Regions from separate parts of the Homo sapiens genome. Here regions 2 and 3 are each linked to region 1. A link is a loop called in an ENCODE intact Hi-C map of the cell type or tissue named here. Cell type or tissue: Calu3. All regions are shown on one strand.

Region 1 (5,000 bases):
TAGCTTTTCTCATGATAGTGAGTGAGTTCATGAGGGATCTGGTTGTTTCAAAGTGTAGCACCTCCCCCTTTGCGCTCTTCCTCTTGCTGCAGTCACGTAAGACATGCCTCTTCCTCTTTGCCTTCTGCCATGATTCTAAGTTTCCTGAGGCCTCCCCAGCCATGCTTCCTGTACAGCCTGTGGAGCTGTGAGCCAATTAAACCTCTTTTCTTTATAAATTACCCAGTCTTAGATAGTTCTTTTTCTTTTTTTTTTTTGAGACGGAGTCTCGCTTAGCCACCCAGGCTGGAGTGCAGTGGCATGATCTCTGCTCACTGCAACCACCATCTCCCTGGTTCAAGCGATTCTCCTGTCTCAGCCTCCCAAGTAGCTGGGATTACAGGCACCCACCATCATGCCCGGCTAATTTTTGTATTTTAGTAGAGACAGGGTTTCGCCATGTTGGCAAAGCTGATCTTGAACTTCTCACCTCAGCTGATCCGCCTGCCACGGCCTCCCAAAGTGCTGGAATTACAGGCGTGAGCCACCGCGCCTGGCCAATAGTTCTTTACAGCAATGCGGGAACAGACTAATACAAATAGCATTTTCATTGTATTAAGTATTATAAGTAATCTAGAGATGATTTAGAGTATACAGGAGGGAAGATGCACATGGGTTATATGCAAACACTTAAGCATCAGGATTTTAGTGTCTGAGTATGGTCCCAGAACCCCTCCTGCACAGGTACTGAAGGACAACAGTGTATACAAAGTTATTGGGATAATTTGTGTTTTTAATTTGACTTTCTTTCCAAGAGATTATACTTGCTTCAAAACTAAGGGCCTATGTAGTGCCACAATGTTTACTACCATTTGGAGCATTCTCAAGATCAGTATTCCTAAAACAAATAGCACTGTATCCAAATTGCTGCTGTTAAGGTAACAAGAAGGAAACTCATATATAAAAGGCAATCGGTTCCTTTGGGATGGCCTTGGTTTGCGGCCAACTTGAAACCCATAGATTGTAATTAACCAGCAAAAAGTTATGGTTCACTTTTTCTAGGAAGATGTATCTTCGGCAAAGCAAATGAGCACATACACATGACAAAGCACTATTGGGTTTTAAATAAAAATGTAAAGAAATGCAAACACGTGAATAAAATTAGGAATATTCTCGCTGAACCTTAATTGTTTGGGATCTCTGTTTTGAAACTCACCTGATGCCCAGCCCCTACTGGGATTAGGTTGCTAAATTATCACAGCAGGTACAGCCCTTTGTGTTATTCCCACTTCTCCAATGCTAGGGCTTTGGTGCCAGCCAACCTGGCTTCTAAAATTCTTGCCAATGATACTTGTCACCAACATCTAACCTCCTCTAGCAAGACTACTATTTCGCTGTTTATAGATTATGTGCAGAAAATATCAAGAACTCAGCTACTTCTCAATTGCTGAAAAGATTGAAAAAAAGCCCAAAATACAAAAAATAATAAGCTCATCTGTAATATACCAATAATTATAATTTTCCTATCAGAAAGAGGTACTTTTCCTCTTTCAAAAGAAAGTCTAGAGGGGCATGGGGGCACACACCTGTAATCCCAGCATCTCAGGAGGCTGAGGCAGGAGAATCTCTTGAACCCAGGAGGCTGAGGTTGCAGTAAGCAGAGATCATGCCACTGCACTCCAGCATGGGCAACAGAGTGAGACTGTCAAAAAAAAAAAAAGTGTCTTTTGCCCCTCCCCGCTTGTCCGGTGTTCACTTTGATAATGAATACAACATTTAAGTTTATTTATTAAACAACTAGTGGCAGCCTAGAATTTTTACAGCTTGACTTCTCTTGAAAGTTCTTTCTCTTTTTTACCTCTGAGTAGTAGAACACAACATTTAAAAACATTAAAAACCTAATATTTGTCAAATTATTTGTCAAAACCTTCCGGTAACTCTGTTCTAATTTAAAAGCTGGATGTTAAAAGACTTTTGTATTTAGAGGGTCAGCTATACACTGTGCTCCAGAAAACCCTTAAATTTTTATAGTGATTCCCTATCCTTTTTAAACACAAAGCAAGCAAATGAAAACATTCTTTCAGGTCAAAAACCAAATGGCACCTTCCTAATTGAAAACATACTCCAACTCCACACTTATCTTGCTTGTTAATTTCATGGCTGATCTGACAGAATACTTTTTAAAGTAGAAACTTGCATAGCCCAAATTATTAATCTCCCACAGCACAAAGGTCCCTGTTTAATCTTATCTTTCCTGCTAACAATAGCTGGGGAGGATAATTAAGAACTATTAGTCTATTCAAGATAAGAGGCTGAAGGAGAAAAATACATTTTTTTGTAAATGTCAGTAGTTTCTTTGAGTTTTTCTAGAGAACTTGGTATCTGGCATTAATTTTAAAAAGAGGAAAACCTCTGTGATGCCCCAAAACTCCAAAGTAAAGGTCCACACAAAGATTAAAACTAGTTCATAGCTCCCCAAGGGCCTCTAGTGGCCAGCATCGCCAAAACATTAGGTAGTCATTTCGTCTCAATAATATCTGATTTTTCTATTGTTTAAGGAGCCCTGTAAGATCCCTAGGATATAGGAGAAGGTATTCACAACAAATTTGTTGAATTTAAAAAATCAAAAGAGGTTTGTGATATTGGCTTTTATTTATTTTTATTTTATCTATTTATTTTTCAGATGGGGTTTCACTCTGCCACTCAGGCTGGAGTACAGTGAAAAAAATCACAGCTCACCAGAGCCTTGACCTCCCAGGCTCAGGTGATCCTCCCACCTCAGTCTCCTGAGTAGTTAGGACTATAGGCGCTCAACACCACACCTGGCTAATTTTTGTATTTTTGTAGAGACAGGGTTTCACCATGTTGCCCAGGTTGGTCTTGAACTCCTGGGCTCAAATGATCCTCCTTTCTTGGCCTCCCAAAGTGCTGAGGTTACAAGTGTGAGCTGCCGCGCCCGGCCAAGTTTGTGAATATTGTTTATATGGACTCAGTGATTTCTGCCCCTATTTCATGGCTTGGAAGCCAATAAAAAAGGGATGCCTACTCTAATAACTACCCTGGAAGTTAGGGCTTGTGCTTTGCAAGTTAAGAAATAGGTTGTCTGTGGTAACTTTCAACCTTAAACCTACTTAAAGCTAGCTATGTGGCTATGGTGCATAGGACTATTACACGGCTGTGTTGGAAAATAAGACTAAAATAACTTAGAGGTGGATGCTAATTACTTAGGTAGTTGACAGTACTACACTGGGTATGTAATGCATGCAAAACAATGACTTAAGCAAAAGGAATGAGTGGGATTTCAGGTGTCAAGGATAGGCTGAGGAAGGAATTCCACATCCTTTTATGATACCCACTCAATCTACCCAAATGTCTAGCCCAGATACAAATCATGATAAAAGATCTATCCATGTGAAATGTATGGGGCCAAGGATAACATTTTAAAATAGGACATCTCCTGGCCGGGCATGGTGGCTTACGCCTGTCATCCTAGCACTTTGAGAGGACAAGGCAGGTGGATCACCTGAGGTCAGGAGTTCAAGACCAGCCTGGCCAACATGGTGAAACCTCGTCTCTAATAAAAATACAAAAATTAGCCAGGCGTGGTGGTGCATGCCTGTAATCCCAGCTACTCGGGAGGCTCCGGCAGGAGAATCGCTTGAACCCACGAGGCAGAGATTGCAGTGAGCCAAGATCGCACCACTGCACTCCAGCCTGGGTGATAGAGCGAGACTTCCCCTCAAAAAAAAAAAAAAAAAAAAAAGGACATCTCCTTCCTTTTCTTGCTGTTTGTTTTGGGCACCCTCTGATAAGCTATTTTACCAGGAAAAACCTGACTTGATGTGAATAACCAATTTCCCAAAATTTAAAGCTGGCAGAATGGTAGCTCTGCCTAGGAAGGAAGTCATAGTCATCTTTACATCTTCAAAGTCCTTGTATCATCTTTGAATAGGTACTAGTTTTGTTTTAATAGATTACCAAGATCCAAATCACCAGGAGTAGCTGCTCTCTCTATATGTTGAGATTTTCCTTGACATACGTATCTGGCTTTGCCTTGGTGTGTTAGGAGTCTAAACTCTGTGATTTCAGTGGCAATTTTTTTTTTTTAAGACAGAGTCTTGCTCTATCACCCAGGCTGGAGTGCAGTGGCGGGATCTGGGCTCATTGCAACCTCTGCCTCCCGGGTTCAAGCGATTCTCCTGCCTCAGCCTCCCGAGTAGGTGGGACTATAGCTGCCCGCCACCACACCCGGCTAATTTTTTTGTATTTTTTTAGTAGAGACAGGGTTTACCATATTGGCCAGGCTGGTACTTGAACTCCTGACCTTGCGATCCGCCCGTCTCGGCCTCCCAAAGTGCTGGGATGAAAGGCCTGAGCCACCGCGCCAGGCCTCATTGGCAATTTTAACCTAATGCTGATTATGCCTGTACTATTTATTTGTCTTCCCTCAACGAAACTCAAATGCCCATAGGTACCATTCATCAGCCAAGCAACTTATTGATGAGTGGTGAATTTCTTTCCTTTTAACACTGAATTTTTAGAAGACATGGCCCCAACTTTAGAGGTTTGGGAATCCATTGGACCTACTGGGAAAAACACGGGGCTGTGTTATACCATATTTCAGCTCACAGATCTGGCTATCCAACTTCTTCAGCTTCTCACAAATCTTCATTGCAGGCATATGCACACTCATTGGGCGAGTGACTTCACTTAGGATCTTTGTGGCTGCGTCTTTTGTGGCTCCTAGATAATAGCACTGAAGGAAAATGAAGAGAATTGAGTGTTCCAGACAATGAAGACATTCAGTATCATTCCAGTAATGAAGGAATACAGTATCAAGAAGAAAGAGGTAGGCTGGACATGGTGGCTCACGCCTGTAATCCCAGCACTTTGGGAGGTTGAGGAGGGCAGATCATTTGAGGTCAGGAGTTCTAGACCAGCCTGGTCAACATGGTGAAACCCCATCTCTACTAAAACTACAAAAATTAGCCAGGTGTGCTTGCTTGAACCAAGGAGGTGGA
Region 2 (5,000 bases), 150 kb before region 1:
GAGATTTTTCTCTGGACTTCTGGGAAAATGACTCCTGTTCTTATTATCCACTGGCCCTGAAACCAGAGACAGGGGTTGCAGCTGCTACTGTAGGCACCACCTTGTTATCACGTGCGGCTGAAACTGAAGCCCACACAAAGGAAGGCAGAGCCAAGAGATGCTCCAATGCTTTCTTCTGTTGATATCAACTAAGCCCCAAATTCAGCCACGCCTGAAGCAAGATTAACCCTGGACTTTTCCGCATAAGGCAGCTAATACACTCCCTTTTATTTAAAAAAAAAAAACAAAAAAACAAAAAAAAAACCCTCTATTTCTTTTTAAATCAAACTGATTCCTATCAGGTTTTCTGTCACTTCTAAAAGAATGAGTCCTAACTGATACACCAGTGTAAGAACTCCAGCTCTGGGAAATCAGGAGTCAGGCATGCATTGGTTCTGTACATTGGTTCTGTACCTCCCCTGCCATCATGAGTTTTTTTCTTTCTTTTTATTTTTTATTTATTTATTTTTTTTTTTGAGGCAAAGTCTTGCTCTGTTGCCCAGCAGTGGCGTGATCTCGGCTCACTGCAGCCTCCACCTTCCAGGTTCAAGCGATTCTCCTGCCTCAGCCTCCCGAGCAGCTGGGATTACAGGCACCTGCCACCATGCCCAGCTAATTTTTGTATTTTAGTGGAGACGGGATTTCACCATGTTGGTCAAGCTGGTCTCAAACTCCTAACCTCAGTTGATCTGCCCGCCTCGGCCTCCCAAACTGCTGGGATTACAGGCGTGAGCCACTGTGCCCGGCCCCATCATGAGTTTTACAATGCTTATTAAATCAAATGTGACCACGATGATGTACCAAGAATGTACTATTAAAATTTGTCAAACAAATGGACTTTTCATTTACAGTCGTGTGTTGTCACTTTACAACATGAATATGTGTTTGTTTGTGTTTCTAAACATAGAAAAGGTACAGTAAAAAGATAGTTTATAACCTGATGGGACCTCCATTCTATATGGGGTCTGTTGCTGACTGAAACATTATTATATGGCTCATGACTGTATTTTCCTTGAGGACTAATCCCAAGATGCCTCATTGAAAGGGCATGTGAAACCACACTAAGTTTATACTTAGGGAGTTCAAGGTAAGATTTTGGTACAAATTAGCTTCTTTTCCTAAGGTTCACCTGATTGAACATTAGTAGAAATAAAGAAAGAAGGAAGGAATAAAAAAACTTAAAAACACGAACCAAATACATTCACCAATGTACATCAAGTCATTTTCCTTTGGCCTCATAGTTGGCAACATTGGGAGTTAACATTTCACTCTAGGGCAGCAAGTTTAGAAGCAAAAAGGTAGTTTGTTGGAGACAGAAATAGAATTCCTGACCAATAATTAAAGAGGCTTGGTTCCATTCTTTTAAATGGACACATAATAATCATAGATATTTATGTGTACATGTGATATTTCAATACATGTATACATGTGAAATGAGCAAAGCAGGGTAATTAGCCTGTCCGTCACCTCAAACATCCATCATTTCTTTGTGTTAGGAACATTCAATATCTGTTCTTCTAGCTATTTGAAAATATACAATAAATTATTGTTAACTAGAGTCACCCTGCAGTGCTATAGAACACTAGAAACTATTCCTTCTATCTGGCTGTAATTTTGTACTCATTAACCAACCTCTCCCTATTTTTCCTTCCCCCTAACCTTCCCAGCCTCTGGTAACCACTGTTCTCCTCTCCACTTCCATGATACCAACTTTTTCAGCTCTCACATATGAGTCAGAACATGTGGTATCTGTCTTTCTGTGTCTGGCTTATTTCACTTAATATAATGTCCTCCAGGCTCATCTATGTTGCTGCGAATGAAGGATTTTATTCTTTTTTTAAATGTCTGAATAGTATTCTATTGTATAAGTGCCACATTTTCTTTATCCCTTCATCTGTTGATAGACACTCAGGTTGATTCCGTATCTTTGCTATTGTGAATAGTGCTGCAATAAACACGAGAGTGTAGATATCTCTTTGACATGCTGATCTCCTTCCCTTTGGATGCATACCCAGCAGTGGGATTGCTGGATCATATGGTCGTTCTATTTTTAGTTTTTGGAGAAAACTTCATACTGTTTTTCATAACGGCTGTACTGTAGGAGTTCCCCTTTCTCCGTATCCTTTTCGGCGTTTGTTATTTTTTTGTCTTCTTGATAATCGCCATTTGAACTGGGGTGAGATGATATCTCATTTTGGTTTTGATTTGCATTTTCCTGATGATTAGTGATGTGGAGCATTTTTTTAATATACTTGGCTATTTGTATGTCTTCTTTTGAGAAATGCCTATTCCAATCTTTTGCCTATTTTTTAATCAGATTATTTGTTTTTTGCTTTTGCTTTTTGTTTTGTTTGTTTGCTGTTGAGTTATTTGCGTTCCAAGTATCTCTAGAAAAGAGGGCATCCACATGCAGAAGAATGAAGGTAGACCCCTATCTCTCACCAGATCCAAAAATCAACTCAAAATGCATCAAAGACTTAAACGTAAGACCCGAAGCTATGAAACTAGGAGAAGAAAACATAGGGAAAACACTTCAGCACATTGGTCTAGGCAAAGGTTTTATGGCTAGTACCTCAAAAACAGTCAACAAAAGCAAAAATAGACAAATGAGATTATATCAGACTCCAAAGCTCCTGCACAGCAAAGGAAACAATCAACAGAATGAAGTGACAACCTGCAATTTGGGAGAAAATATTTGCAAACTATTGATCTGACAAGAGATTAACATCCAGAATATACAGGGGCTGTGTTTTTAAAACCCCTTCTCAGCATTGCTCCCTGGGGATGGAGTCCTTCAAATTGCTTATGCACCCTTTATAATGTAAAACCACCACTTTGTTTTTCTCTGCAGTCTAGAGAGACATGTGTTTGCCAGTCTTATCCTCTCCCTGAACTAGGACATTTAGAATGCAGTTCCTTAGGTGGATGTTATAAGGGCTGGAGCACTTAGCGTGAGTACAAACTCCTCCCAGACTGGTGACAGGTTAATAATTGTCTCGTTAACTCCCCAAGCAAGTTAATTAGAAGCCAGGCCACCAGGTAGCAGCTACAGGTATGTTTTGTAAACTCCTTCCAAGGGGAAACAGAGTTGTTTGTTTTGTTTTGTTGAGACAGGGTCTCGCTCTCGCTCTGTTGCCCAGGCTGGAGTGCAGTGGTACAATCTTTACCCACTGCAGCTTCAACCTCCCGGGTTCAAGTGATCCTCCCACCTCAGCCTCCTGAGAAGCTGGGGCTATAGGCATGCAGCACCACACCTGGCTAATTTTCATAATTTTTTTTTGTAGAGACAGGGTTTTGCCACGTTGTGCTCCGAAAGTGCTGGGATTACAGGCATGAGCCATTGTGCTTGTCCACGTATGTTTTTAAGCCCCTTCTCTGCACTGATTTAAGCCCCTTCTCTGTGCTGATTCCAGTGGTATAAATTCTCTGAAAATACTTGCATGCCCATATTAAACTGCTATATTTTTTTCCTACACATGTGTATCTAATCCCCTCTGTTCTTGTGTTTGGTGCATTAAGTGTTAAATCATGGGGAAACAGGATTAGGGCCCTTCATGTGAGGCTCAGACCATCCTCTCCATGGGAATAAGCTGGGCGTTGGGAACTCCTTTCCCAATTTTATGGCACCGTGGTCAGGGTGCATACTGGGCCCAAGTGTGCCCCAGTTTTCCTATCTATCTGATATCAACATTTTCTCATTTGTCTGGTGGATAGGTGTCTCTCAACTGGTCTCTGACTTTCCGAGGAAATGGATCTGTGGGTAGATGCTTATTTGGTGCATCTATCCATGGAGGGAGGTCAGTAGCTTTCTGCTCCATTATATTCCTGATGTCATCCAAGGCCTGGTTCCATTTGTCTCCACCTGTTGCAACAAGCCTATGACCGATTAATGGCCTCAACTTCCTTCATTTGGAAAATGGGTCCCAAAGGAGACCCAACCCTTTCCAAGACAATTGAATTTTAATTTTAAAGAAATGTTTCCCTATCATGAAACATTTAAAGAGTTTTCAGATTCTTTCTATTAGGAGCCATATAACAAAGAAAACATCTTACAGTGGATAGCTTTTTATTTTTTCTCATTTCAAATAATTCTGGATTAGAGTCTCAAGGGTAGGATTCTGTTTCAAAGGACATAGGTGTCTTTGAGGCTCTTGATGTAGATTCAAAATTACCCCCCAGAATGTTTCAGCAAGTTAATGTGTTAAAGTGCAGCAGTCCCATTACAGCTTCTCCAGCAGCCCGGTGCAGTGAATCACGCCTGGAATCCCAGCATCTTGGGAGGCCAAGGTAAGAGGATCGCTTGAGCCCAGGAGTTCAAGACCAGCCTAGGCAACATAGTGAAAGCCTGTCTCTGCAAGTAATAAAAAAATTAGCCAGATGTGATGGTGCACACCTGTAGTCCCAGCTACTTGGGGGGCTGAAGTGGGAGGATCACTTGAGCCTGGGGAGGTCAAGGCTTCAGTGAGCCAAGATCATGCGACTGCACTCCAGTCTGGGTGACAGAGCAAGACTCTGTCTCAGAATCAAAAACAAAACAAAACAAAAAAACTTATGTAGCAGCAGCATCTAATTACACATTTTGATGGATATGAATAGTCTGTTACTGGACGTAATTTTAGAACCCAATATCCAACACCACCATATTCCAGTACCAAGAGTCTTCCATACTGTGTTGCATTACTACTAATAAAAATGTGTTTAGTTTTCCAGGGAATCTCTTATATAAGCCATCGGTAGCCCACTAAATTACATATTCTTCCAGAGCAAAAACTGTGCTTCCCTTTTCAAGCTTCATTCAGAGTCTACACCCTCTCTTAACAGGTGTTTATTAAACAATTGTTAAATGAATTCACTTGTTTACCCACTTTGTATCTTTGTTTCACGCCCAACATAGTAATACATCCCACAATAAAAATTCAAACATTATTGCTTCTAGTAACACAGATAAGTCAGAAATGCCT
Region 3 (5,000 bases), 290 kb before region 1:
CTGCATATTTACCTTATTTATCTTATGCACAGCCTCTGTGACCACCAATCACAATCACAGGACTGAAACCGCTGCTTCACTGCCTGCTTCGCCCACCGCTGTGCCACATGTATTCCCCTGTTACAAAATACAAGGCCGAGCAAGGTGGCTCATGCCTGTAATCCCAGCACTTTGGGAGGCTGTTGTGGGAGGATCACTGAGGCCAGGAGCTCAAGACCAGCCTGGGCAACATAGCAAGACCCCATATGTTTAAAAAACATTGGAAATGCCCTGGGCATAGTGGTACATGCCTATAGTCTCAGCTACTCAGGAGGCTGAGGTGGGAGAATCACTTGAGCCCAAGAGTTGAGAGGCTGCAGTGGGCTATGATTGCACCACCGCACTCCAGCCTGGGTGACAGAGCAAGAGCAAGACCTCATATCTCTAAAAGAAAAGAAAAAAAAAAAAAAAAAAGAGGCTGGGCACAGTGGCTCATATATGTAACCCCAGCACTTTGGGAGGCTAAGGTGGCTAGATCACTTGAGGCCAGGGGTTTGAGACCAGCCTGGCCAATATGATGAAACCCTGTCTCTACTAAAAATACAAAAAATAGCCAGGCGTGGTGGCGTAGTCCCAGCTACTTAGGAGGCTGAGGCAGGAGAATCGCTTGAAGCCAGGAGGCAAGAGGTTGCAGTGAGCCGAGATCGCACCATTGCACTCAGCCTGGGAAACAGAGAGAGACTCTGTCTCAAACAAAACAAAATAGAAAAGGAAAGGGAATGAAACGTATATATATTGCGCCTCACATAACTTACTTTGGAACCCATTCTCAGTCTACACTGAGTCTGTGTTCTCAGGCTTAAGTAAGTCCTCAAACTTGGCTCCAAATAAATCTAACTGCGATTTCTCTAAGTTTTAGTGCTTGTTGTTTCACTTGTTGGTCAATAGGCACCGGACCCAGGTCCTTTACTGCTAATCCTTCAGCCTCAGCAAATCAATCTATGCTACAAACATATCAATGCTGACCCTGTGCCAGTGGAAAAGGCTTCTAGTTCTCAGCACGGTGCTCGCTGGCCTGTGACACTGCTCACTGTCTCCTTCCTTAAGCACCTTGTGGGCTTCATCCTGCTTGTATCCTTCCAGGCCTTTCCTCAAATGTCACCTTCTCAGAGAGGCCTGACCTCCTAGCTGCCCTGCTGAAAAGTATGACCCTGCCCCCAGCACCTCCCCGTGTTATGTTCTGTCCACCAAACCAAAGCAACATCTTTACAAAGTTAATGTGAAAATAAAGAGAATGAAAATCCAAAGGCTAAGTCAACTGAAAAATAATGTAGCTGCAACATTTGTTTAAATATCTTAAATATCACTCCATGATTAGGCTCAAAATTATCAAACAGTAAGGCATATATAATAAATTACACCAAACATTCCTCAGACACTAGTTGCATTGCTCTTTTAACAACAAGAATGCCTGCAACCTGAACTGAATTGAGAATTACAAACCTCGCAGAGGGTGACTCAGGGAACCCATCACAGCCAGCCTGATATCAACACACTGTCCCATGGAAAAACGTGCTCCTCGGCAAAATCCTAAATGCACTACATACACCTCTGCTCAGCCACAAGTGTCTGAAAAATCAACTGCAGTTTCCTTCTAGTTAATCATAGACCAAGAAGGCTACACACTTCCATAAAAGGCTCCGTATTTCTGCCCTTCACCATAGATAATCTCCACGATGCCAAACCCAAACAGACAACTGCCTCTGACCTTGACCTCGTTATTACATTTGGGGAGGAGCTGGAGGGAATGTGACAGAAGAGCGGGCCGTGATCAGCAGCGAGAAGAGCGCATGCAAAGGCCACAGGGTAGGAGGGTGCCTGGGGGGGATGAGGAATGGCAAAGCGCGAGGCTGGCTGCAGGGGAGGGAGGGATGGTGAGGATATAGAGCGTGGGAACTTGAACACCAGTGCTGGCATTCTGGTCTTCACCCTGAGGGCCATGGGGAGTCATTTCCAGGTTCTGAGCAGAGTAATGACGGTATCTGACTCATGAGTTAAAAGATTACTCCAGCTCCCAGGTTTAGAACGGGCTGCAGGCAGGCAGGGCGGCAGATGCAAAGGTCATCCAGGTGAGAGATGCTTTAGACTCACGCAGCAGCAGCATAGGTAGGCGGAGAGCCTGATTCAAGATGTATTTTAAAGGTAAAGTCTCTGGGACTTCCTGAAGGACTGGACACGAGGCGTGAAAAGCACTGAGGAATCAAGGATGACTTGGAGGTTTCCGGCCTGAGCAACCAGAAGGCTCAAGTTGCCATGACGGGAGGCTGAAAGAGCAAGTGGATCTAGGACGTGTCGAGTCTGAGACGTCTGATCGACATGAAAGAGGTGACATTGAGAGGGCAAGTGCAGCCAGCGCTCAAGCCTGGGTGACTCGCTCTCCTTTACCTGACTGACTCGCTCTCGTTTACCTGACTGACTGGCCCTCTGCAGTCTCAGGCTTTGCCTGCCCTCCGCTTTCCGTCCCCTCATCCTCTGTCCCGCACTCCCACTTCCCCCTCAACTAGAGACAGCATAAGATGCCCACTCAGCCTTTCCTGGACGTCAGTGTTGAGGTGCAAACATGACTTGGGCCTTGTTGCCAGGAGGGAGGTTGAGCTTCCAGTGCACAGAATGAAATGACTTTAGTTCTGAATCTAGGAAACAGGCCCTAGCTTGGGATGTTTTTCTGACTTCTCTTTAGATTTAGTTGCTTGGAAATCTTTCTTCTCACATAGGACCAGTGGGGTGAGGGGCACCCAAGCCTGTCTCCTATTAGAGAGACACGGGCACTGCGAGCCGGTGCAGGAGGGGGGGGCTGCGGTTGACTTTTCAGACACTTGTGGCTGCACAGAAGTGCGTGTAGTGCATTTAGGATTTCAGCCCAGGAGGATGTTTTTCCGTGGGACAGTGTGGTGAAGTATATGTATATGCTGTCAACACAGGGGCAAACATCTTCCTTCTTTTTCACTGGTTTGTCCTTCTTCACAACTGGAGCTGGAAAAGGGGGTGCACAGGAGCCTCTCAGTCTGAGTTAAGCATGGAGACCTTAAGCCTGTCCTCAGAACAGGTGGCATGGTCCCTGCAGCTCCTCATGCAAAGGCCACACTGGGGTCTGGGAAATGGTCATTTAGTAACAAGGGGGTGAACGGGCCGGAGCAACCCCCTCCTTGAGTCTTTGTACTCAGGGCAGTGGTGGTGGCGGGAGAACCATGTGGGATCTGGGTTCCAGCTGCTTCTCAGTGACACCCCGCCCTGGAGCTGTGACTAACACATGGCAATAACCATCACTATGACCTTCTTCACAGCTCTCTTCCCTCTGCCAGCCATCCTGCTCACTGCTACCAACGCTGGAAAATACAACTCTGGTATAAGGCAACTCTTGCGTCTCACAAATCCTATCTTCCGATCAAGCTGAAACAAATGTTCTTGCTCCCCACATCCTCACACCCCGCCTTCCCTCCACCAGCATGCTTACAGCAGCACTGCACCCTCCGAAGGCGTGCTGAGGCTTTTCCCACCGCAGCCCCGGATCTCCACAAAGCCAAACTCACGCATCCAGCAGATCCAAATAAATGCCGCATCTGCCCTGACGCCTTCCCAAATTCTATGGGATGTTCTTTGTTCTTTTTTCCTAGTAATTCGTCAACCACCGCCTTGTATTATAGCAATGTGGATATAAATCTTATCCTCTCTTCACTGCAAAGAACATGTCTGGTTTATGTTCCTATTCTTTTGACCCCTTGGACCTGTTCAGAAAGCATTACTTAAATGAAGTAACAAAGGCATGGGCTAACGACAGAGGGTGTCCCTGAGCCATTTGGATTCCACCGCCATAAGGTGTAGTGCAGAAAGTGGGGTTGAGCGGCCAGGTACATTTCCTCTCTGAGCAACAAGGAATCCAGGAGCCTGAGAGTAAAGATGGGGTAGAAATGTCTAGAGGTACAAGTACTTTGCAAGCAAATATTATTACTGACATGAAACATCATTTCTAGAAATAAACACAAAGATAATCTTGTCACAGTCACTTCACTGGTCAAGTAACTTACTCAAAGTAACTTTTTTTAATGTATTAAGTCAATTAAGGAAAACCAGGACCAGCTCAGTGAAGGAGAAATAAAACTGGTTTGAGATCCTGGACAAATCCTAACTTCCCTGACCCCCAGCTCTCCTATGTGTAAAATGAATGCTGTAAAAACTGAGTAAAATGTATATGCAAAGACTCTCTCTAATCCCTGGCACAAACATGAGAACTCAATAGAAGCTATTATAAGCCCAACTATGCAACCAGCAACATTACATACTTTATTTAGAGGCCTGGAAAACTCTGTATAGGAAACTCTACTTCTCTGGGCTTTGATTTCTTCAAAACTGTAACTTCAGTTGAATGACCCACAGACTTTCTCACTGACAACGTTCAATGGTTCTTGGACCTATTCATGCAACTAACATAAGAAGCTTCTGGAAAGTCTAAAAAGGTCTGTCTATCACACTGCCAAGGTGCTGCATGAAGTTCTGAATGGCTCCAGTCGTTCAGAGTGGGGCAGGAAACAGACAGGCCTGATGACAAGGGCCTCTCGTGCTGTTCTGAATGGAGGGGACTCACTGAAAGATTTTCAAGCTGTTGAGTAATAACAGAATTGTATTTCAGACAGACACACTATGCACTGAAAAATGCTGCCTGATGAGAATTCTACCTTTAATTTCCACTGAGCAACACACGGAAGTCATTATTTGACTCTACTATCCCAGAGCACTGGGAAATCCCATGCTTACAGATGGATTTTGAGTCCTTGCTTTTCATGTTTTTCCCTTTCCAAAGTTCACTCCGGGCCCAGCTCTCTGGCTATCCCAGGTACTTCTGTTGACTGCTTTCCAGAGGTGAATTACCATTCCCTCGGAAAACTTTCACAACTGGGCTGATAAAACAAACCCAGACCGTAGCTGGCTTGCCCCAGCAGACTGCTCTGGTTCCATGTCTGCAT

Evidence for each region. Peaks named below come from ENCODE experiments on the same cell type or tissue, not always from the same donor. Only the 100,000 strongest peaks of a DNase experiment are listed, where the experiment ranks them.
Region 2: it touches region 1 in a loop (8-fold over the local background); 4 of 110 quality-filtered maps call a loop at or near these places.
Region 3: a loop joins it to region 1, with 4 times the contacts of the local background. A loop is called at or near these places in 71 of 110 quality-filtered maps.

The regions. Positions count from the first base shown.
Region 1 is chr10:14,820,886-14,825,885 of GRCh38, forward strand. It overlaps CDNF (cerebral dopamine neurotrophic factor), which reads right to left. Exons shown (of 4, transcript NM_001029954.3): 3 at 4,594-4,735. Among named protein-coding and RNA genes, the nearest start is that of CDNF, 15 kb to the right of the region's middle. In Calu3, no CTCF peak of the experiment used is centred here; a DNase peak (open chromatin) is centred at 2,456.
Region 2 is chr10:14,671,601-14,676,600 of GRCh38, forward strand. All of the region lies in intron 1 of FAM107B (family with sequence similarity 107 member B), which reads right to left. Among named protein-coding and RNA genes, the nearest start is that of FAM107B, 100 kb to the right of the region's middle. RefSeq lists an enhancer at 3,144-3,730. In Calu3, no CTCF peak of the experiment used is centred here; a DNase peak (open chromatin) is centred at 3,041.
Region 3 is chr10:14,531,105-14,536,104 of GRCh38, forward strand. The region is part of intron 2 of FAM107B (family with sequence similarity 107 member B); the gene reads right to left. It overlaps LOC124902381 (a long non-coding RNA gene), which reads left to right and starts at 1,772. Exons shown (of 3, transcript XR_007062063.1): 1 at 1,772-1,845; 2 at 2,182-2,364; 3 at 3,324-5,000. In Calu3, no CTCF peak of the experiment used is centred here; a DNase peak (open chromatin) is centred at 2,017.